Linked DNA regions of Homo sapiens: region 2 is linked to region 1. The links are chromatin loops, found by intact Hi-C in ENCODE. Cell type or tissue: Calu3. All regions are shown on one strand. Each heading gives the region's core, and the rest is flanking DNA. Links, peaks and the distances in the headings are about the cores only. Region 1 holds the start of LOC124901025 (a long non-coding RNA gene). Region 2 has its middle 31 kb from the start of LINC02058.

Region 1 (12,993 bases), core at 3,028-11,027:
TAATATTTTAAAAATTAAAGTTAATAACAGGTTCATCGCACCACTAAGATGACAATTTCTTTGGTTCAGATATCAAGTCTGCAACTACTTTGATATCATTAACAGTGCTCCATTCAATCTGGGCACAATAGCTGTCCAATAAAATCTTATAGTTTGAAAGTGCCTTAACTCTTGGGTTTCTCCTAGATTATTTATATTCTCCTCTCTCATCCTTTTTCAATCTCTTCTCCTTCCATGCTACTGTCATCTATTTGTTTATTTGTTTTTATTCTTTCTGCTTCAAAGGGAGAAGGGTGACTGATGTCCCTAAAATTTCAAATAGTAACCTCCTGAGACAGAGGTCCAGGTTCTTATCTTCTTCAATAAACTTTGTTGAGTTCCTCAAAATTATCTTCTTGTGATCAGTGTTCTAAGTTTCTGGCTGCCTGCTTATGTTGCCCCAATTCATCATTAGAGAAGATGTATTATGTAGTAGATAAGATCAGTCATTTTCTCCAGCACAAAACCTGGAACCCTTTCAACTATTAATACAGATGAGTGGATGTTATTTTACTTTAATTAACTATTTTAATCTTTCTATGCTATATGGGTTTATACTCACAAATTTCAGTAATTCCTAAGAATATGTAATAGCTACAATAGATGTTAACATCAGTGTTGGGGTTACTATCTGTGAACAACACCTGAAAAGAATTTGGTTTCTTCAAAGGATTGACCTCAACAGAGTCTGACATTTAAATATGAACAATATCTTATGTTATCTATTTAGTTAGTCCAGAGTGAAGGCAGGCAAATTTCTTTTAGGATCTTTTCTGATATTTCTGTGACCTCTCCCTTTTTTGTGGTTTAGTTTTTCTTTTCTTCATTCAATAAACCACTATCCTCTGTTGACCCACATTTTCAACCGGGAAGACAGGCATCTATTTTTATTAAGAAGTTCAGTTTGGAACTTTATTATTGTCCTGCGTACTGTGCATCTTAAAGGAGGTACCTAAGAGAAGACTTTCATAACTCAAAACAAGGAAACTCTTATAGAAGGAATGTGAGATAATGGGTTAAGTCCTTGTGCCTAGGAACCACTGCTCAAATAATATTGTCATTTTGCCCCTTGAGAAGGCAGAACCAGCCCGGCAGAGACTTGCTTAGGCTTCCTCTGGTTTGGAGAACACCTAGGCTGAGTGACAGCCACCTAGGTGTAGAATTATTATATTGCTTCTGGTTTCCACGGAAGCTTTGAAACTCCCTGGGGATGTTTTACACCTATTAATAAAAAGATAGGACAAAATTGAATAATGGTGTCTGTTTCCATAAAAAGGAAATAAGACTCAACGGATCTTGCTCCCAAAGTGCTTTCATAAATAACAAGAAATTAATGCCCGCCACTAATTTTCTAGTCCTTTTTTTTTAAGACTAGAATCATATTTTCCAGTTAATAGTGACCTATTTTTGAGCAAGTTTCTCATCTTGTTCCAAACCTTTAGGGAGATAATTACTACACAATGGGTTCCCTATTTTTAGCAAACAGAGGAACCTGTCCATTGTGATCTTGAGCTTGCTGCATTGCATACATTTTATGTCTTATTTCTCCCCACTCCTTACACTTCCTCCTCAGCTGTGGCCGATTAGGTACCACATAGGTAATGACAATTTTATTCCTGGTTGTGTCAATAGTTTTACTTTATGTCTGGATTTCTACTGGAAGGTTCATCTGCAACCAGTGCTTTTACAAAAGTACACCCATTGGTCATAATGAGTTTAGGGTGCACATAGAGGCTGATAATGAATTTGAAAGAATTATAGAAAAAGCACCCTAAATGTAACATGGCCCAAATGTCTAGACCTGCAATGCCATTTTTGTATACAAAAATTAGCCTATTATCCTTAATTTAATAAGCAGAGAGTCTGTTTTATTGCATTTAACTTACACCTCTGAAAGCAAACTCATTTTTACTGTTCTAGCTTATGAATGATGAGCTTATTCTTTTAGGAGTGAGTGTAGGTGGAAAATAGATAGGGATTTTTTTTATAACATGAGTAGATAAAATACCTACTTCCTAGGGTGCATATTAGATCATAATGTAAATGCACAGATGATGGTAAATTGAGGTGGTAGCAGTTTCTAGTAATGTAATTAAATAGGAACCCCCAAATTTAAAAGGTTATGGGACTCGAAATAACAATGGCTATGAAATAAAAGTATTATGTATTAGTTATCTGTTACTGTGTAATAATACTACTACAAATTCTAAAATTAACATGTTTATTATCTCACAGTTGCCATGGATTTTAGCAGTCTGGGAACAGTTTAGCTGAGTTCTGTGCTTCAGGGTTTCACAAAGCTGCAATCAAGGTGTTGGCTGGGGCTGCAGTTTCATCTGAGACTCGCCCAGGGAAGGATCTGCTTTCAAGCTCACATGAATGTTGGCAGCATTCAATGCTTTGCAGGCTGCCAAACTGAGGGTCTCAGTTTCTTGTTGCTTGTTGGCGGAGGGCCACTCTGTGACCTCTCTCCATATGGCAACTCCCAACATGGCAACTTGCTTTGTCAAAGCCAAAAAGGGAGAGAAAATCTTTTCTCAAAATAGACATTACAATCTATGTAATATAATTGTGCACACACACACTTGCACACACACACAATCATGTACATCCCAATAAAAAGCAAAATCAGGATGAACTTAGCAGCAAGGTAAATGAGATAACATATGTAAATTACTGCACATAGAAAGTGCTCAATAATTGTACTTAATGAAATAAAATCTTGTTATAGATGCATTTTTAATTATCACTTGGTGTATATTTGGCTTTACAGAACAAATGGATGAAGAATGGATTAAGTCACTGGACTACAGATTTTCCTGACCCTAAGAACTTCCCTAGGTGCTTGTTAAACTACACATTTTTAGGTCCTACTCTTGGATATAATGATAAGTAGGTCTAATTGGAGTTGATGATTCTTATGATCAAACAACTTTATGAAAAATTGATTTGTGTTAGAAATTGTTAAACAAAGTGAACAGGTGAAATACTTAGAGTGTAAATAACCACAACTGTACATGATTATTATGTACGATGGATTGAGGATATAATTGGAAGTCCTAAACAGATATGTATGGCAGAATGTGAGGTGAATGGTGTATAACTGTGCTACTTATTGGTTGATAAGAAGCTGAAGGGGAGAATGGCAGGGATTGGTGGTCTCCTAAATGAAAATTAGAACGATTCAGTTATAAGAAAAATCAGTTGAGGACAAAAGATTTAACAGAAGAAAGAAAGGGAAGCAAAATTGAAGGTTTTATATGTATAAAAATAAATTCTGATAACTTTATATTCTTAACAAAGGAAACGAAACATTGAGATTGTTTGAGATTAGACATGAGGAAAGAGGGTCTGAGAATATTGGCTCATGTGACAAGAAGGGAAAATCTAGGGGGTAGAAATGAACCAGTGAGTCCCAAATGGGGGCCTCCAATTTTGAATATCAAGAGTATTCTAACTAAAGAGGAAACTGAGGGTGCACTGAACTTAGATGGGTGTAAAGAACATGACTCAATTCTGGCAAAGATGTGAGATTTTAACCCACTTAAAATGTCAAGAAATGTTTTTATTACAAAAGTTTTATAATATGTTTTGAAATAGGGAGCACGATGCCTATAATTTTGTTCTTTTTGCTCAAGATTTCTTTGAATAGTCAGGGTCATCTCTGGTTTCATACAAATTTTAGGAATTTTTTTCTATTTCTGTGAAAAATGACATTGAAATTTTGATAGGAATTGTATCCAACTTGTAGATTGCTTTGGGTAGTATGGACATTTTAACAATGTTAATTCTTCCAATTCGTGAACATGAAATATCTTTTCATTTATTTGTATCTTCTTCAATTTCCTTTACAGTGTTTTATGGTTTTTAGTATATAGATAGATCTCTCACTTCCTTGGTTAACTTTAATCCTAAGTATTTTATTTTTGATGTTATTGTAAATAGGATTGTTTTCTTATTTTTATTGTTTGGATAGTTCATTGTTAGTATATAGTAATGTTACTGATTTTTATATGTTGATTTTTTAACCTGTAACTTTACCGAATTTGTTTTTCAGTTGAACATTTTTTGGTGGAATTTTTAGGGTTTCCTATATATAAGATTATGTTATCAGCAAGCAGAGACAGGCACGTTAATGGAATAAAAACAGACACATCAACCAAAGGAACAGGTTAGAAATCCCAGAAATAAACTCAAGTACTTACAATCAATTGATTTTTGACAAAGTTTCCATGAATACACAATGGGAAAAGGATAGACTTGTCAATAAATGATGCTGAGAAAGCAGGATATCTACTTGCAGAAGAATAAAATTGGACCCATATCTCATATGATATACCAAAATAAACTCAAAATGGATGAAAGACTTAAACATTAAGACCTGAAACTATAAAATTACTAGAATAAAATATAGGGAAGGCTGGGCATGTTGGCTCAACGTCTGTAATCCCAGCACTTTGAGAGGCCAAGGCAGGCACATCACTTGAGACCAAGAGTTCAAGACCAGACTGGTCAACATGTCAAAACACCATCTTTACTAAAAATACAAAATTCGGCTAGGTATGCTAGCACATGCCTGTAATTCCAGCTCTATTCAGGAGGCTGAGGCAGGGGAATCACTTGAACCCAGGAGGTGGAGGTTGCAGTGAGCCAAGATTGCACCACTGCTCTCCAGCCTGGGTGACAGAGAGAGACTCTATCTCAAAAAAAAAAAAAAAAAAAAAAGGAAAAAGAAAACAGAAACATAGGGGAAAGCTCCCTGACATTGATCTGAGCAATGGTGTTTTTAGACAGAACTCCAAAAGCACAGGCAACAAAAGGGAAAATAGAAATGGGATTTCATCAAACTAAAAAACTTCTAGACAACAAAGGAAACAACAGGGTGAAGAGATACTCTCCCATGGATTGGGAGAAAGTATTTGCAAACCATACATCTGATAAGGAGCTAATATCAAAAATATATAGGGAACTCAAACAACTTAATAGCAAGAAAGCAAGAAACCCAGTTAAAAAAAAATGGCCAAATGGTCTGAACAGACCTTCTCAAGAGAAGAGTTATGAATGGCCAACACAAATATTTAAAAAATGGTCAGCATCTCTAATCATAAGGAAAAAGCAAATTAAAATCACCATGAAATATCACCTCATACTTGTTAGAATGGCTGCTCTGAAAAAGACAAACGATAACAAGTGTTGGCAAACGTGGAGAAAAGAGTACGGTTGTACTCTGTTGGTGGGAATGTTAATTAGTATAGCCACTTTGGAAAACAGTATGGAGGCTCCTGAAAAAAATGAAAATTGAATTAATCTATGATACAGCAATGACACTTCTGGTTATATATCCAAAGGAATTAAAATCAGTATGTCAAAGAGTTATCTATACTCCTTTGCTTATGCAGCATTATTCACAATCTCCAAAATATGGAAGCAACACCCATTAATAGATGACTGGATGAAGAAAATGTGGTATATATTCACAATGAAATACTATTCAGCCTTACAAAAGGACATTCTGTCATTTGCAATAATATGGATAAAATTGGAGGACATTATGCTAAGTGAAATAAGGCAGGCACAGAAAGACAAATACTGTTTGATCTCACTTGTATGTGGAATCTAAAAATGTTGATCTCATAGACAAAGACAGTAGAAAGTTCATTACCATAGGCTGGGGCTGGGGTGTGGGGAAAAGAGAGACAGAGAGAAAGGTAAAATATTGATCAAAGTGTACAAAGTTTCAGTTAGATTGGAGGAACAAATTCTAGCCATCTATTTCACTAGTTTCTGACTATGGTTAATAATAATGTATCGTATATTTCAAAATCACTGAAAGAATAGATTTTTAACATTCTCATCACAAAAAATAAGTTGGTGATGTGATATATATGTTATTTAGCTTGATTTAATCTTTCTGTAATATCTACATCAAAACCTCACATCAAAACCTCACATTGTACCCCATAAATATACACAATTTTTGTCAAAGTAAATCTTTAAAAATGTTGAGAAATGAACAGAAAAGTCCACAAGTCTTTCAATTCAAGATGAAGTTGAATGCTTTATAATATTTTACTATAATCCTATTGTCTGAAAAGATATATTTTATCAAATTTGAAAATAAGAAAAATACAGCCTCATGGCTTCTCTTAGAGGCCTTTCTTTCTTTCTTTTGTATACTGCACGTGGCAGGTTAACAGGGCTGAGCTGTTTTGATTAACTATCCAAATGTTTAATCAATACAGCAATAGCAAGATGCATTCTGGCTGTGAAAGACCTTGGAAAGGTCCCACTTGCCTTATGCTCCACCCCCAAGTGGGACATCAATGAACTATTACATGGTCCCTGCATATCAATGCAGTAGGGCTTAGACAAATACAGTGTTAATGGATAATTGTGGGTCACCTTGTCAAAATATGTTAAATGCCCCTTGAGTACAGATTTTTTCTCCCTATTAAAAATGACAGTAAACTGCGACCTTGTTGATATCATACATGCTTTCAGGAAGCAAATATTATTATTCAGTCTGTAACAGGTTTATTGATTTATGGGTCAAAAAATTCATTATGACTAAATTATAAAACACACTTTCTGTGTTGATACAACCCACGGTAATTGTGTGACAAAGTGCTGAACAGTCTTACTTGGTTTAGGCAAAATACCTTTATGAACATTCATTCAGAAAACACACATAGAGGCAGCTTCTAGCAGAATGATTCATAAGCAAGGCCTGTGTCCCTGTGTGTCTGGGATATCGACATAGCACAGAGTCAGGGAAAGTTCACTCGGTGACCAAGGTCCTTGGATTCTGGCCAAGAATATGCCATCTGTCAGGATGGTGGTACGTGCAGGAAGCCTGAGCCTTGGACTCTTGCCTCCCACTAGATCTATTCACAACGCTGTGAACACCCACACGGATCCTCCACTGTTTCTGGTGCTGCTGAAGGACAGAGGATTGCTTGTCATCTGGTGCCATGAGTCACAAGGAGACGAATTGTGGCACTTGGTACTTCTAGATTCCAAGTGCTGCTTCGGCAGCATGACACACAGAATGGAATGGGTTAGATTGGCAGTCATGTTTGAGGTTTTCTTTTTTCTTTTTCTTAAACATTTCTTAAGAGGCTGGTAAAATGAAGATTCGATGGCCAAGAATGTAGATTATGCAGAGAATGTCAGAATTTATTTGTCATTTTATCATTTGTTACTACTAAGCCTAAGATAATGCTAGGTCGAAACTGAAAATGAGATAAAAATGACATAATTGGCCAAGTTTTTTCTTTCACTATGAAACCCATTTTTTTCCCTTCTGAGAAAGAATGCAAAAATATTTAAAACCATAGGTTGTGTGCTAAGAGATGCATGAATATAGAAAGCATTATGCTACTTTAATGGGTCATGGAAAGAAAATGTGTCGTACAAGTATAACACACACATTCAGAATGTGTAATAAAGGGTAGTGTCATCTTTAAAAATGAAAGAAAACAGCATAAATAACTAAAATGGGAACCCTCTTAACATGTCAGTGATTTTATTAGAGGAATAGTTTCATTTTGTATACCCATCTTCAATTTACCTCAGGGTAGTTGAGTATAAAGTAACAGTTTACACATTATAATGAAATAGAATAAGCATCTCAGTTTAAAAATTCACTATGTGGTGGGAATTTATTCTATCAGAGAACCAATATAAGGTACACCACTCTTTGGTACATGTAATTTGAAGGTATAGATGCGTAAGAACACATACATGCAGTTTTTACAGTGTAGGAATTAAATGACATTCCATTTGAGGGCTTAATTCTATTTCACTGCAATATACCAGTCTTCATGTACTTCTGGTTGCTCATCTGGCCCTTTGAGAAGTAGAAAGAGACACCTGAAATACTCCTCCTATGAGCATAAACCATGCAATGGCTGCCAGATTATCCTCTAGGTATTATGACTAGAAGATGTTTAGAGTTGAAAGAAGCCCTAGAAATCATCAAATTGAAATTTCTTAGTTTCTTGATAAGAACAATGAGGTGCACAGATGTTAAGTGGGACAAGGCCACGCAGCAAGGTACTGGTAGAAACAGGATAGATGAAAACTCAAGATTTTTCCTGATGCTTTCCACTAAACTGTGCTGCCTCCTTCAAAAATAGATCAGCCTTTCCTTACACTAAAACATTTCATGTTCTCTGGAAATGGAAGATTATTGCTGTTGCCATGCTACTTCTCTTGCTTTATGTTTTGCCTTTGCTATATTAGCTAACATTTACTGAGAAATTACTATCTACCAGGCATTCTTCTAAGCATTTTATAGGTACTAATTTATTTAATCTTCACACAAGGCTATTATCCCTTTATAGATGGGAGACTATTTTTTTCATTTACCTCTATATGTTCTCTTTCTCCTCCTTTTTTTTTTTTTTTTCATAGAAGGGATTACCAAGGCTAAGACATTCCAAAAACTGCCCAAGGTCACCAGCTGGTAAGGGGTAGCCCTGACATTCTAACCAAGCTTCTTGGCTTCAGAGACTATTCTTTTCATTACTAAGTAGATGGAATTTCTTTTTTCCTCTAGTACATGGAGTTTCTCCTGAGCTTGATTCCAGTCCTCCTCAGCACCATCACTCACAAACAACAAGAAAGATATCCTAAATACCCTGGTTCATCATTACACATTGTGTGCATGTGTTAGACCATCACATGTTCCCCAAATATATGTACAATCCTTCTGTATATTAAAAAAAAAAGGAAGAAGAAAGAGAAAACACTAACAGTTGCAGCTAGCTCTCTATCACCCAGTCCGAGTGGTGGCGCTTTGTTGCATAATGTTCTTTCTTAGAAGATTCCTGGCCTGTGCTGCCCTAACTGCTGCGGCTAGAAGCTATGTTTTGATGCAAGATGTGTTATATATTAGTAATTTGTTTTTTGCCTATACACTGTTCAAAACTCATGTACTTTTTGAACAGACCTTAATGTAGCTGACGATATTTAAACCTGTCACTATTTTGGAACCAATATCAAGTATTCCAAAGTAATGGTGGTAATGTAGAAGCATCTTTATAATTTTTGTAATTTTAATTCTTGTAAATAAATATCGGCAGGTTGATATGCTTAAATGTAATAAGTTGTCAGGCTAATTATATCATTTAAAGTTTTATTAAGACCAATATTTAACTCTTCCTATTGACAATCATTATATTCTATATAGTTGAATTGGGCTTAAAATGATTAGGTTGAGTCACTTAAGAAACCAGCCCTTTGGTGAAAAACCTGCTTATAGCAGTGATACGAGAGGAAATTCCAGATAGAAGAAAATAAACTATTTTTTCAGAGATGAGTAAGTGTTCTTCACATTTTTTAATGAATAAGATGAGATAGTGTTCTCCCTTGCAAAATCATCACTCTTTGTGGCTTTGTATGTTATTTTATCTATTTCATTTATTTTTTTCCTGGAATCTCTATAAGGAAGCTCAATTTTTGTGTGCGCATTATTCTTTTTGCTGTTCATGACTTAATTTAGTCAGGAAATTATAATATGAACCCCCCAAATTTTAATGTCTGAATTTACACATTAAATAATTTTGCTTCTTTAAATTATTTGAAGCTTGTACAGAGCTTCTTATTGACAAAGTGCTTGACAATTATATCATCAAAATAAAATATTTCTCACTAATTTCATTACTTTTAAATATTGGTCAAATAATAAAATAATATTTATAATATATTAAAATTTAAATTGTTTATACCCATGAAAACCTAGACAGAGAAGGCCACATGAGTCAAATTGTATAATATTCAATATTAGTTTATTGCACAAGCAAATATATATACAATTTCTTTTCTTTTTTTCAGGGATGGATCTCACTATGTTGCCAAGGCTGGCTCGAGAACTCCTGGGCTCAACCAATCCTCCTGCCTCAGCCTCCCAAATAGCTGGGACTACAGGTGTGTGCCGCCACTCTCCCCTTTTTATTGGAAGAGAGTTCATAGAGGACTGAGCACCTATTTAGTATATGTTTCTAGGTTTGGTTACAATTTGTTAAGAAAAGTAGATTTGCAAACTCACTACTTTTGAAATATTAAAAATACATGCCATGAATTTCTACTTCAGCACAGATTTGGACAACCACCTTATGTATGGAAAGAAAATTTACTGAATTTAGTGCTAGGCATAGATGAGAATTTCTACTTGAAAAAAGCCCTTAAAACTTTTCCTGCTGTACTGTTCAATTATTAATATATTTAATGCACAGACGCAGTTCACAATGTGGACTGATGTGAACTTGTGTTGCATTGGCTTTATAAATTAGGACAGTTGATTTTACTTATCCTCCTGATTTGCCCAGATATGATCTCTATAAAAAATCACAGAAATTTTTGTAAAATAATCTTGCAGTTCTTGTTTTTGCTCTTTTTCTTATTTTTTTCTCAACAAAAAATTATTTCTGATGTTCTATTTTCACTTAAATGAAAACATTCCATGGAAGAAGTACAAAGAAGTAATGCTTTGAAATGACAGTCCCTGAATTTTCAAGAAAGCCAGATTCTTCCACATCCATAGTCTTCCTTTGTCCTGTTAATAATCCTCATGATGAGAGGAAAGTTACTGCCTAGTGTTTTATGACTGGGAGAATGGAGTAACAAGAATCTAAGTGGTCAGAAGTAGAGATTGTCAAGAATACAGGCTCTCAGGTTTTGGTGTCTGTGCTCCATCAGCCAAACTTTGCCCTTTTCTAGAAAAGACCCAAGTGGTGAAGTCACTAATTTTGTCATTGTTATTATGTACTGGAGAAAAATTAAATGATCCACCTCTTTATCATATACTGAACTTTCATGATAAGTAACACATGTGGAGTAACCAAGGCTTAGCCAACTAGGGATTAATGTTAGAAAATGAATTTTGCTTTCTCTATACTTGTTTAGAAATAGCAAAAGTTCTGTAAGGGGATGGCTAGGGGCCAATGGGAGAGGTGAAGGACCTTTATCACAGTATTTGTTTGGTCCCCATCAAAGTTCCTGGGTGCCATGGAAAAGTGTTTTTCTTTTCTGGACCCTTTACTTCATCTGCAAAATGGTGAGGCAGTTAAACTCTCTGGCTTGCTTTTATCTTACAGGCATTCAGTGAGGTATATAACCTGCAATATTTCTTAAAAGTTGTATAGGTTTTGCTGACCTGAATTCTTTCATGTTCTTCTTCATCCTACATGTGTAACTATTCCATGTTATCGGTCCCCACGATGAAAGATAATGGTGAGTTACTTGGTGAGGTTTTCATTGTTTTCATCAGAAAAATAATTTGGGCTGGAGCTGTGGAGAACAAGTGTTGTGTTTTTAACATGGACAAAAAAGATCATGGGATATGATTTCCCGTGCAAAGACCATTTTTCCAGCAATATATCATACCTCTTTTCTCCTGTGTGCGCAAAAGGACCTTCCTTCATTATGTGTTAGAAGGTGCATAACTCCAAAAGAGATGGAGTTAGATGAAAAAGAGCTATTCTGAACTCTACTGATTAAAATAAATGTGCTCATAAAAAAGGCAGGAGAGTAAATTACTACATCCCCAGAACAGCAGTAACTTATATACCAACAAGTTATTTTCGAGTTGCCAGAGGAAATAATCTGCTATCAACAAGGGGTAATTGCCTGAGCAAACTCATCTTTACATCTCACGCACGCTGTCACCTTGTATAAAAAAGGAGAAATGCACTACATATCAATTCAGAAAAGATTTTCTAAAATATTTTTTCTGAAGATTTCTTCCTTCTCCTAGGCAACTAAAAAGAGAGAACATGAATACAGTTCAGAACACATCTAATCTTGCTCCTGCCTTATCACTGAGCAGCATCGGAACACACCACAGATTGGATTCCACACCTCAGAGGCCTAGGGGCAAGATGAGAAAGGATCTATTTAGATGGGTATAGAAATTCCAATCAGATTTACCTACAACTGCCACAGGAGAGACAGGCCAGCTACAAAACCCTCCAGGATACATATTGCTATCATTAGCAAGAAATATCAATGCGATGTGTATATTCAGTTTTACAGAGAATAACAAAGGCAGAAAAACAGAGGCAGGAAAAAGGAGGGAAAGGGTGTTAAGCAGGACAGAGAGAAAGGAGGTCTCTTTTTGGGAGAAGCATTTTGGTTTTGCATGAGGAAAGAGCAAGTTTGTTGTTTTAAAAATCAGATGTAACTTATTTTAAAAACACAATTAGTGTACTTTAATTCTGCTTTCAGTACATTTTATTGAACTCAGGAAGTATAATTTTAATATCTGGGATATGGTATGTGTGTTAAAATTGCGAAGGAGTGGGTGAGTCATTAGGGTGATAGGATGAGTGTGTCTGAGTTGGAGAGAAACCAGAAACTCTGAAGACAATTGGCCCACAGCTTTTTTAATTTAATTTTTAATTTTTTTATTTTTTATTTGGCAAAGTGCACATTTTGTTGAAAAGATGCATTGAGAGGCCTGGGCTAATGGTCTGTCACTACGGTGATTTTTACTCACTCCAGAAAATTATCTGGATATGGAACTTTAGTATGTGCATCTATCTGCACATGCACCGGGACCTACATTTGATTAACTGAAGCCATGTCACATGACATACTACTGTAAAGACTTATGTTGTATTTGTAAAGGAAATATTTGTTTTCTCTTTAAATTCTCAGATGTGTATTGGAAAAAACAAAGTATTAACATGCTTAGCATTCTATAAAATTTTAATAACATTTTTCAATAAATACAAATCTGTTTTAATTTTTTTCCTCACTAGGGACCACTCCAAGTCCATATACACTTTGTTATAATGTTTTATGGTGTTATTTCCCAGGATAGGTTGTATGACTAAGTAACTGACATTCAAAGAATCAATGTGGATAGAATTTTTGCTTTTTTGTATGTCTTTAAAAGCACATGATGTTTCTTTTTTGTATGCTAAAAAATGTAGCATTTGACATTTTGGC
Region 2 (12,993 bases), core at 3,305-11,304, 110 kb after region 1:
TAAATGGATTTATCAAAATGCATTCTGTTTCTCTTAATTCTTGTAATAGTTTTTAAAGCATTTTAAGGGAAAAATTGCTTCTTTTTTCTTATGTTTGTGAGTACACATTTAAATTGAATTCCCTTTTATGGTACTTATATCTCTCTAATAAATATTAAACTTCTTTTAATATTCAGTTCACAATTAATAATTACACATTACAAGAAATAAGACTTATGCTTGACATTGCATTATAAGCACAATTATTTGTTTAGAAGAGAAAAATAATTTTTCTAAAGTTATTTTATTAATTTCTATTTAATATAAAAGATAATTCTTGAATATAATAAAAGATTCCTGTATTGCAATATAAAAGATAGGTATCTTTTATATTCCTATTGTAATACAGGAATCTTTAGCTACCCATGGCCAGACTAATCTTATTTTTTGGTTTCATGCTATAATTTAGATTAATATGCATTTAATTTAATATGAATAATAATTATAATCATGTTAATGATAAAGTTGTATTAATTGAACTTGAATTTTGAATTACATGGAGTTAGTTCACAAGATAGATAAGCATAGTAAAAGGATTTTGTTTTATTGAACAAATATTTAAAATTTCTTAGATTCAAAGCATTTAGGTATTTTTATGTAAAGCTACATCTAAAAATCATATGAAGAGATTTGTGTTTTTTTCTGAAGAAGAATTAATGAATTAATGAGAAAGAATATTACAGTTGGGTATAAGAATTTTTCATTGCTTTCAACAAATATCAGTTTTCACCTCAGATCCATATGTCTTCTAAATATGTTGAATAAATTGCTCAGTTCTAGAATATCCCTAGATGACTTCATTTCTAAGGCATTACTTTTGATAAAGGAGCAAATCTAGTTAGTGTGATTTTGAACGTTTAATTTGTTGCTAGGGAAATTTTTCATGTTTTCAGTACAAATTTTACCAGAAGAGAGCTGTTTTTAGTAAAATGACATGGCATTTCCAACTAAATCCAAAACTGCACATGAAGGCTAGCTACCAGTCCATTAGAATGTAAACCTGGGGTTGGGAGAGTATTTCTGCAAATGGCCAGATAATAAATATTTTAAGGTTTGGGTAGGGGGGCCTCATATGGTTTCTGTCACATGTCCCTCTTTGTTTTGTTTTACAATCTTTAAAAATTTAAAAACCTTACTTAGCTTGAGGGAAATGCAAAAACAGACTACAGGCCAGATTCAGAGATGGCCATAGTTTGTTAACCCCTAATCTAAGGTTTTAAGACTTTGTTTAATGTAGCAAAACATTTTTTCTCAGACATGGTTGTTTTACAGATGCTAATTTCAAGCTCAGGGTTTCTTTCTGAGTTGATTTTATACTGTGCTATGATTAATGCAAGGATATTTTGATCGATAAGGCTCAATACAGGTATTCTAACTGGTGGAATTTAAAAAATATAACTTCCAGTAATTATTCACAACAATCCCAAACTGCTATTATATATCTTACTATACATGATATTCTTTTATTGGGAAATAAATTTGTTGTTGTGATGGTGGTTGGGCATCTGGACAGCTTTCCACAGGACTTTTGCTTTCCCATGTTGTTGCAAAGTGAAAAATTCTATGTAAACATTTCTTCAATTCACTTTAAGGTAAAATAACTAAGATATTACACCATATGTTTTGTACTTTTGAGATTTTTCTTTAACACACATTTAAGGCCAAAGACTTTTAATACTAAATTACCATAAGAGTTTAAATAATTCAGGGTATTTTGCCAACAATTACTCTTAATATACCAGTAAAATGTATATATTTTTAAATTTTCTGACTAATATGATATAGATTGTTCTGACATATTCAAAATAATACGTCTGAAAAGGCAAATCCCTCCTGTTTATAAGAATGACTTTCTTTAAATAAAAACGGTTTAATGATGTGAAGACTACCTTTAAGATATCAAAATGCATAATTCAGCTCACCTTTCCCAGCTTCGCTGTCAAAATAGTGTATATTTAATGATTGGGCTTTTGGGTCAAATTTTCTTGAAATCCACAGCATTTAGATCTTTCCTGCATTGCCTCTCTCGAAGATTCTGTACTCATTACATTCTCACAGTTCTCTCAGTGTCTGGGGATGCAACATGCACCAAACAAGTGCTGAATGTGAAATAAACATTCAGTGCGTGATGGGAGGAAGAGAATTTTGCCTTTAGGCAGGTTGTTATTTTAAACGCAGTGCCAAGGATATTATTTCATTTTACAGCAATACTTAAGCTCTAACATTTTGTCTTAAGACAAAAGAGAGCATGGTCTCATGACCTCAGGGTTGAGCCAAACCAACAGTAGCAATATGAAGACTACTCAGGCCCAGCCAGTGGCGGTTGAGAATGCAAGGGAATGGATCCAATGGAGAGTCTTTACCTTAGAAGTATTATAAGAACCATTTAGCAGCAGGCAAAGAACCATGGACATGAATATTTAGTTGGTGGCTTATCCTGGACCTTTGCTTTTTTTCAGTGAAGGTCACTTTGCACCTATATCTATGCTGGGGATTGCTTTTGGACACAGGGATATTAAAATGAAAAAGATGATCCTTGCCCTTAAGTATGACAGAATTCTCTTTCTTTTTTCTTCATTGGCTTTTTAAAAAAGGACATTTTCAAATCCTACCTTTATGGTTATTATAAAGTGGCCTAAGATCTTGAAGTGTGTGTAGTATATCCCAAGTCTTCTAAATATCGCAGTCTTGCAAGTAATAGCATTTACTGTATTTTTTCTGTAATCGTTAGTGAACTTGATTGTCTCCTGTATTAACCAGAATAGCAGTTTAAAAATCCTCTAATTGGCCAGGTGTGGTGGCTCACGCCTGTAATCTCAGTGCTTTGGGAGGCCGAGGTGGGCAGATCACCTGAAGTTGGGAGTTCGAGACCAGCCTGGCCAACATGGAGAAACCCCGTCTCTACTAAAAATACAAAATTAGCCGGGCGTGGTGGTGCATGCCTGTAATCCTAGCTATTCGGGAGGCTGAGGCAGGAGAATTGCTTCAATCCACGAGGAGGAGGTTGCAGTGAGCCGTGATCACGCCATTGTACTCCAGCCTGGGCAACAAGAGGGGAACTCCGTCAAAAAAAACAAAAAAAAATTTCTAATCTGTATAAAAATGTTGTGTGTAAATCTGTATGTGCACTATTCTATAGACGGGGACCCACAACTGTATTTTGTGTTTCAGAATTCCATGATCCAAAAGAGATTAAGAGACAATGAATTTGACCAAATATTTCTGAAAGACAGGGACTCCTTAACAAAAAAAATTAGAATGTCAGTTTCCTTATTTACCATGAGAAATATATAACTATAAAAATACTACATTTTTGAGTTTGTAGTTTATAGTATTGTACTATAGGTATATTAACCAAGGAATTGAAATTATAATTATCCTCTGTGTAAACTTTTATGTCTCAGCAATTTCATTCCAAAGTATTTTCTTAATGACTTAAATGAGACTTGTGATGTTTTGTTTCAAATTGTGTTTTATTAACAGTGACAAAATAGTATAAAATCATATTACCTTTGAAAGGTGATCCTTTCTAAATGCTCAAAAAATATTTGTCAGTAATGATGAGTGGCATTAAATAAAAACCTTTGTTATCTATTGTAAACTTTTAACATAAGACGGATATTCTTAGCTCTGGATGCTGTTTAAAAGGGATATTTTAAGCCCAATATTCATTGGGGTACAGAGAGAAAGCCTTGTCACTGGAGTGCAAGCTCTGTGAGGGAAGGGACATATTTCACTCATTTTAATAAGCTCAATATCTAGCACTATATTTTAGACACAGTGGGACCAAAGCAAAATCCTTTTGGCTTATTGAATAAAAGAATGAATAAAGATGTTCTGCCTAAAGAAAAAAATTAGATGGAACTTCTGAGTGAATTTCAAGTTCCCACAGTGAAATTTGGATATTCATTTGAAGCGGAATACATTCTCTGGAATGTCTTTATCTTTTAAAATTCTGCTCATACAGTAAGACAAAACAACAAAAAGGCGATAAAATGAGTGAAATACGTGCCTTCCCTCACAGAGCTTGCACTCCAGTGACAGGGCTTGCTGTCCTGTTCTCCAATGCATATTGGGCTTAAAGCATCCCCTTTAAAGAGCATCCACAGGTAAAAATATCTGTCTTATGTTAAAAATTTACAATAGATAGGCCAGGCATGGTGGCTCACACCTGTAATCCCAGCATTTTGGGAGGCCGAGGTGGGTGGATCACCTGAGGTCAGGAGTTCAAGACCAGCCTGGCCAACATGGTGAAACCCCATCTCTACTAAAAATACAAAAATTACCTGTGTGTAGTGGCATATGCCTGTAATCCTAGCTACTTGGGAGGCTGAGGCAGGAGAATTGCTTGAACCTGGGAGGCAGAGTTTGCAGTGAACCAAGACTGCACCACTGCACTCCAGCCTGGGCGACAGAGCAAGACTCCATCTAAAAAAAAAAAGTTTACAATAGATAAAAACAAGCAAACAAAAGGCAACAAATTGCAAATTGAAACACAATGAAAACATCTCAAATCCCCTTTGATATGGTTTGGATCTGTGTCCCACCAAATCTCATGTCAAATTGTAATCCCCAGTGCTGGAGGTGGGATCTGGTGGAAGGTGATTGGATCATGGGGGTGAATCTTTCATGACTGTTTAGCACTATCCCCTTGGGGCTGTTCTCTTGATAGAGTTCTCATGAGATCTGGTTGTTTAAAAGTATGTAGCACCTCCCCACTCACTCTCTCTTGCTCCTGCTCTTGCCATGTAAGATGTGCCTGCTTCCCCTTCACCTTTTGCCATCATTTAGTTTCCCGAGGCTTCTTCAGAAACCAAGCAGATTCCAGCATCATGCTTTCTGTACAGCCTGCAGAACCATGAGTCAATAAAACCTCTTTTCTTTATAAATTTCCCAGTCTCAGGTATTTATAGTAATGCAAGAACAGACTAATACACCCCGCCTCTTTGAAATATCCCTAATAGCTTCAGCTGGAAGTGATTCTTCCCTGCTTTAATATCATATAGTATTGTGAATTTCTCTCAATGCATTTTTTTCTTACTTACCATGTGTTAGATTTAATTATGCATGTAGCTGGCCCAGCTGAAGCCTCCTGCTTCCTCTGCCATCTTGGTAGATTTGACTAGAACTCTAAGTTCCAGAGCCTATGACTGGTCAAATTAATCCAACTTTCATGGATTTCTGAGGGTTTTTGTTTTGATAAGATACTGAGTACTGCCTCCTCTATCTTTGCCTGCTCTGACAGCTGCTTGTGATATCTCTTTCACCCTGAGCCAAACTGAGCTTAAAATTTATTTCTTTCACTGGTTTCCACAAAGATCCACACACATATAGCTTTAGGCAAATTGAAAATATTCCACAGACTAACTGAAGGTAATGGAGAGGTAGGCTTGTCATCTTATAATTTTTTATCTTGAACCTTTTCTTGAATCTCTGCTCCTCTTTCCCTCCCTCAAAGATTTCCTCCACCTGCAGTTGCGTGTTCATCTTATCTATGATACAAAACAGCTTCCTCTTCCTTCCATGCCCTTTTCCTGCTGACCCTCAAACTTAGAACACCTATCAATGCATTTTCCTGGAGAAATATAACCCTGTGCCTCAGAAGAATTCTGGTGTCAGTTGCTCAAGTCATTGTACTTTCAGCCCTGTGCATGTAAACTTATCCTTTATTTGTATTTCTCATCTGCAAGCTTCTTAGGGCTTTATGTGGAGCTTCTCAACAATATCTTGCATAGATATAACACAGTCCATTAAGTGTGTTTGCATTTGCTGCCTCCTTGGATCCTTCAAATAACTATGTAATTGACAAAGATATCCTACTTTAAAGCAACAATTACTGTCCGAAACAGGTTAAATGAACTTTTACAAGGTCATATGACTTAATCAACAGTAGAGCAAAAATTAGACCCAGGTCTTAGATGTCACATTAAGAGCATTCTCTTACATCAAGCTAAAATTAATGTTAGCTGGATAAATGAATATTTAAATATAGTCACCAAAATACATCTACAGCCAAATGAATGTGGTAATTGAAAAAAAAATTTGATTTATTCATTCTCTACCTTCCTTTAGTGTAGATAATAATTACTTCACTATATCAATACCAAAATCCACACACGTGGCACAAAAGAAAACGAATGCTTATAAGTGAATATAAAATCACTTTCAGATTTGTTTATTTTCAATGCCAGCTAGTGCCAGAATATTTTTGGTACGGTCAGAGTAATCAAGCTTCTACAAACAGCATGTAGAGATTGATAGATTTTTAGATATTGGCATATGTACATTTATAGCTATTGACAAAGCTTAACTCTTTTCAAGAACATTCCAACTAATATTGGCATTCTGTTTTATCCATTGACACTCAACATGATGTACTGTGGAAGACTTTAAGACTTTCAGTGTTTGACTAAGCTTTACAGTCATTAATGTTTAATCGCTTACAATTCAGAAAGCATTGTGCTTTCATTTTTTATGTGGCTTGTTTATCTATGTAAAGTAAATCAACAGTGCCTTTCTGATAGTCTCCCAGTACATTTATAATCAGTCCCATTTGATGATTGGTGATGAATATGGATACAACTGCTATTTGGAATTACTTTATCATTCTATACAGATTCTAAATTCAATTTTTTTTCTTTAAAACAATTATAATACATGGAAATACCAGCCAAAAATTCCAAAGCTATGAATATCTTGGGGAGGGGCAACGATAATGTGCTACTCAAAATGTCTGGTATTGGCATGCAGCATTTCTAGCCTATAAATAAGAAAATAGTTACATTAAAACATCTCTTGGACTAAAGAGTTTTTAGCTATTGAGAGAGTCAAAATTCTGTGATGTCCATCCTTAAGGGCAAACAAACTCATTCCTTGGAATGGTTATCCCAAGGAAACAATGAAGAGATCTTGAACTACAGCTCTGTACATGCCACTGCAATGAATGCACACCATTGTATCATCATCATCAGGGCACTAGTGAGAGACAAAATGCTCTTGGCCAAGGTTGGGGGAAACAGGGACACAAAGAACCCAATTCAAGCAAAGCATAGTGGGTAGTGGACACATTTGTAGAATTTTAACAGATTCCTGGCATTTGTATTTACTCTTTGTTTACATTTAGGCTTTTAGCAGAAATACCGAAGTGATTTTGCAAGTCCTTTTGGTATACTGAAAAACTGGAAATGTAGATAAAAGATAATGTATTACTTAAGAAAATGTATTAAAGTTCTCAGAAAATTTTTTTAAAACTGGCTTCTAAAGAAGCTAAGAAACAATAGAAAACTATTCAGATAACAAATAAAAATGTCGTTTCCTTTTTACAGCTCTGCAAATGGAAAAATACACTTCTATTATTCCTGTTCATGAAACTGGCCTGAAGTGTGAACAAACAAGCCACAGCCAAGTTGACAGATACTCAGTTATACTTTATTACAGCCAGTGTCCTACAATCATGTCAGATATCATATTCCGCATTCACCTGTCTACATCTTCAAGAAAAAGGATTCTTACGTACAGCTTTTAAAAATACAAGTCTGAATTGATTCTTTCTTTTGTGCCATAGAGTTTGAATACGTCCTCATCCTTTACACATGCAATTCATGGTCACAGAGAACAGCAGGAAGATGTGGCAATAAGCAGTTCAGAAAATTGATTGCATGTGACTTTTGAGAGAATAAGGCAAAAGGCTGAAGCCAAAGTGGCTTCGTGCCTACCTAAAGGGACAGCCATGAATGAATTGCCTATAGGGGATGGCACATCTGGTCTCCTACCATCCTTACCAGATTTGGCTGGTGACTACCGCTACCTCTGGCATTGTCTGACTGCCCCCACTTTAGCCTCAGTGCTTAGAGCTATCTGGGAAGTCAGCTGCCAAGGTTAAACATAAGGTCCATTCTTGGAGGCCATCCTCTGGGCTCCAAGGCTGATTTCCCCGGGGACTTTATAAGTGGCAACACCTTACTTCATGTGCTTGCTGCTTTACAGATGTATGTTCTTGAGTCATGTCTATGACTTCTGATGTATGCCAGTCATGGATTAAATTTTTCTGTTTTCATCCCCTGGGAAGGTAACTCTCAAACTTGTATGTATCAGCAACTACTGGGAGTTTGTTAGAAATTCAGGTTCCCAGGCTTGAATAGGTCTGGGTGGGATCCAGGACATCACTGGACTTTATTTTGTGAAATTACTCCCCGGACCCTGTAATCTATGCTAATTATGATAAAGAAATACATATTTTAAAAAATTCTTTTTTAAAATGAATTTAGGAAAAGCAACATCAATTATCTGAAGTACTGGCAAATGACTCAGATAATAATTAAATCTTTACCCATTATAGACTAAAATATTGATTGAAGTCACATGAAATTAATTTCATTTTGTATAAGGATGAGGTTGTGGAGGACTTTTCTTTGTTTTGAAGGGGACCCTGATTTGGTAAGAGCCATCCTTTTATGAGAGAAACTCTCTAAGGAAGCAATGTCTATGGCACCAGATTATCGCTGTCTCACTAATCACTCAGCAGTACTGATGAGGAGTGATTTTTTTTCTTGTTTGTTTGTTTATCTGCTAGGCTAATATAGGGCTTGATGGCTGATTTAATTTTTATTTCTTTTATTACTAGAGAAGTTAAATATTTCTTGTGCTAATTTATCATTTATTTTTCTGCCTCTTTAGATTTTATTGCTTATTTTTGCACACTTTTTCACTTTCCATGGAGGTGTTAGAGTTTCAATTATTGGTTTGAAAGAGGTCTCAATATATTAAGGATATTAACCCTTTATTATATGTCTTGAAAATTTTGTTACTCTTACATTTTAAAAAGACATTGCAGATGTTTACCAAGATGAAGTTTTGGAAACATTGTCAATACATCAGTCAGGCAGTAACCATCAAAAGTTAGAGTTTCTGCACAAATTGAAACAACCTATTTTATACTCTTGTTACATGGTTTTATTTTTTGCACTCTTTTTGTCAGATTTGTAATTAAATACCATTAAAATGTTCTAGAGCAGGTTTGCTAATATGAGAATTAACTCTTCTGTAAGTTTGAAGAAATCTTGAGAAAATCATTCTGGCTCTGGAATCTTTTGTGGAAGAATATATATTCTGTAACCCATACTTTTAGTAGCTGAAAATATTGTAGGTCTACTTGTGCAGTCTTACATTTTGGCTGACTATCGTTTGGTTCATTTGGTTCTGCTTTTAACAGTGGCAGTTTCCCAGTGCTACCAACTCGGGACTTCTTTAAATTAATTTTTGACATCCTTTTTGTGGGGAGGGGAAGGGCATACATATCATGTTCCAGCCATCTATTACTACATTAAAATGACCACAAAACCTAGTAACTTAAAACATATATATTTTGCTCATCATTTTGTGGGTCAGAAATTCAGGAAGGGTTTATATGGGTAGTTGGCCTCTGATTCCCATGGTGTCACCTAGGGCAGCTAAAGCTGGAGAAACAACATCCAAGATTTTTTTTTTTTTTTTAAATTTCCACAAGACTCTAGGACCTCTCCATGTGTTTTTTTGCTTCTCACAATGATGGTCTCAGAGCAGTTGCTCTTCTTTAATGGCAATAGACTTCCAAAAGATAGGAAGCAGAAGCTTCCAGGCCAATCAATGGTGATATCCAGGACTGGAATAACTTCACCACTGGTAATCCTATTGGCTAACATAGTTACAGGGCCTGCTCAGATTCAATGGGTCAGAGAACTAGACTTGACCTCTTTTTTTTTTTTTTTTTCAGACGGAGTCTTGCTCTGTCGCCCAAGCTGGAGTGCAGTGGCTGATCTCGGCTCACTGCAAGCTCTGCCTCCCGGGTTCAGGCCATTCTCCTGCCTCAGCCTCCTGAGTAGCTGGGACTACAGGTGCCTGCCACCACGCCCAGCTAATTTTTTGTATTTTTAGTAGAGATGGGGTTTCACCATGTTAGCCAGGATGGTCTCGATCTCCTCACCTGGTGATCCACCCGCCTTGGCCTCCCAAAGTGCTGGGATTGCAGGCGTGAGCCACAGCGCCCGGCCTAAACTTGACCTCTTGATGTGGAAGTGCTCAGAAGAACATGTGGGATGGGAGATATTGTTGCAGTCATGTTTAGATAATATTCTGTCACAGAGAATATGACTTCCTGCCCCTCATTCATGTGAGGTTGGGCTTGTTTTTGTGAATTCTTAGAGAAGACTGAGGTGAGATACTCTTTCTCACTATCTTCCTTAAAGGCGTGAGTATTTTTCTAATTTAATCCTGAAGGTGATCACCATCATGACTTATCTTGACTGTAGTAATGTTCTCCTAATTTACCTTGGTGCTCCCACTCATGACACATTGTCCATTCTCCATTCAGCAACCAGAGTGATCTTTTAGAAAACCATATTATTTACTGCAATTCTTCTACTCTAAAGCATCTAGTAAAGCCCCATTATACTCGGAATAAAATTCTTTCAAGGACATATATGCTGTCAACTTTGATCACTAGCTGCCTCACACAACTTCTCAAGGCATAGTGGCCTTCTTATTGTTCATAAAATAACCCAAATGCACTTCAGCACCAGGGCCTTTGCACTTGCTATTCCACTATCTTCCCCTAGGCTTATCTTGCATGATTCAACCTATCATTTCACTGAAGTCTCTGCTTGAATTAGAAATTCCTTAGAGCAGTGGTACCCAACCATTTTGGCACCAGGGACCAGTTTCATGGAAGACAATTTTTCCACGTATGGACAGCAGTGAGTTGAGGAGGGATTTCAGGATGGAATTGTTCTACCTCAGAGCATCAGGCATTTGACTCTCATAAGGAGCGTGCATCTTAGATCCCTTGCATGCAGAGTTCACAATAGGGTTTGTGCTCCTGTGAAAATCTAATGCCACCACTGATCTGACAGGAGGCAGAGCTCAGGCAGTAATGCTTGCTTGACAGCCACTCACCTCCTGCTCTGCAGCCTGGTTCCTAAGAGGCCACAGACTCCTGCCTTAGAGCATTTTAAAAAGAATGTCTACCCATGTATTATTCTGCTTCACTTTTCTCAAAGCACTTTCTATTGCCTAACAATTCTGATATAATATGTAATTTGTGATTTATTATATACATTGATTTATCTTCTTATGTTATATTCATAAGAAGTGTCCCTAGTTCCTAAAATATTTGTTAACAAATGTATAAACAGATCAAAAGGAATAAAATTAAATTCTATATAATCTCTTATGGTCTTTAACTTCAAGTATTACCAATTTGAGATAATATCAACACAAAAGGGAATGGGAGAAGAAGTGTGAAGATCCTGAGTATAAATTTATGTTGATGCCTTGAAACTCAGTCTATTATATCTAATGTAATTATAAAAAACATATGTTATAAAAAATAGTAAAATTACACACATTAATAAAAACTGGTGATAATAATGAATGTTATCTTAACAATTCATTAGCATCTACTTGATAAGATCATCAAGATGATTTTTAGCAAATAATTCTTTCATTCTTTGTGTACCTGAACTCCTCTTTGTCAGTTCACTGCTCTGGGCACTATCCACGCATCTGCTAAAAGAGGCTATTGATTATACAATTATAGCTCAATTGTTACTTTTGTTTAAAATGATCTCCACCTCTCCCATAGCTTATTGATATAAGCTATTTCCCAGAAGCAAATTGTAATCTAATACTTGACCTTGGGCTTCTGAGGCTATTCAGATTCTTGCTTGTACTAACTCTTTTTATGATCGGCTTTTTTCAGCTCATCAAATATAAATTGATTTTCTGAAGTTACTGAATATTTAGATAGTGGTAAAATGGCTGCGTTTTCTGACAGTTTACTATTTATCTTTATGTATGAATGTGAGATGTTGTAGATAAAATATTAAAGAAATCATCTCTTTCATTTATACACACATATACATATCTAGTTCTGCATTTTTGTCAGCTAATGAATGCTGTTACTATTCCCTTCTATGAACTCTGTCTCCTCTAAACCCCCTATTTGATTGCCTTTATTATTCATTTTATACGTAATTGTCTTCTGTTAAATATAGTTGCTATGTATTATTTTAACTAGATAGTTCTTTAAGGGCAGGAATCATGCTTCACTCTTCCTAATTGATATCCTCCAATGCCCTGTACAATGTCTAAGGTGGTGTCTAACATGTGATAGGCAGTCAATATTTTTCTTGAGCGATTTGAGTTTGATCTGTAGTTTTGTGTCCCCATGATTCTGTCATTACTGCTACTGATATGATACTATTAATAATAATAAGTATTTATATTTGAGTGATGATTCTTATTTACCAGGATAATACAAAATGCTTTCAATACATTTTTTAGCCTGAATCTCACACCAACTTTATGATGTAGCATCCTTTTACAGTTGAAGAAACTAAGCCTTAGAGAGGCTGGCACTGAATACATAGCCTTTAAGTCTTGGTCAAGCTCTGATTACAATGCAAAAGGCTAATAGGGTTCATGAAACTAAACACTCAAGTTTTTTTCCTGAACGCTTGAACCCTGTGTCTCTAAAAAGAGAGTAGACTAATAAATAAGGATCTTGACACATACTGATTTTTCATGATTCTGATGAACTGTTTCTTTATCTTCTCTCTTCTTTCTCAGCTTTCATGTAAAACAGAAAATTGTTGTTTTACATCTTGAGAATGATATAGTACATAAATCAGGAAAAGGAATAAGAAGTCAATATACAAATAATAGTGTGATAATAAGCATTAATAAAAGCTAATTTGAAGATTAAGTCTTTCCCCAAAACCCTGAGTGATAAAAGAGTAATGGGTTAGCTTATGATAGGCAGATTAAAATTGTTTTTAAAGAATTTTAATTAAAGTTGTAATCTTTTGGCATTTTTCATGGCAATACTCACAAAATAAAACAAGGACAACCTCAAACATGAAACACATAGCCTTCTTTAAATCAGTAAGCTTATTTAAAATGTTCCTTTTATTGTGAATG

The links. Peaks named below come from ENCODE experiments on the same cell type or tissue, not always from the same donor. Only the 100,000 strongest peaks of a DNase experiment are listed, where the experiment ranks them.
Region 2: it touches region 1 in a loop (8-fold over the local background); 3 of 110 quality-filtered maps call a loop at or near these places.

What each region holds. Positions count from the first base shown.
Region 1 is chr5:93,072,634-93,085,626 of GRCh38, reverse strand. It overlaps LOC124901025 (a long non-coding RNA gene), which reads left to right and starts at 9,934. Exons shown (of 2, transcript XR_007058868.1): 1 at 9,934-11,274. RefSeq lists a silencer at 6,681-6,730 and an enhancer at 6,245-7,444. In Calu3, for the core only: no CTCF peak of the experiment used is centred there; DNase peaks (open chromatin) are centred at 6,336 and 6,876.
Region 2 is chr5:92,964,139-92,977,131 of GRCh38, reverse strand. No RefSeq gene overlaps it. Among named protein-coding and RNA genes, the nearest start is that of LINC02058, 31 kb to the right of the region's middle. In Calu3, for the core only: no CTCF peak of the experiment used is centred there; a DNase peak (open chromatin) is centred at 7,041.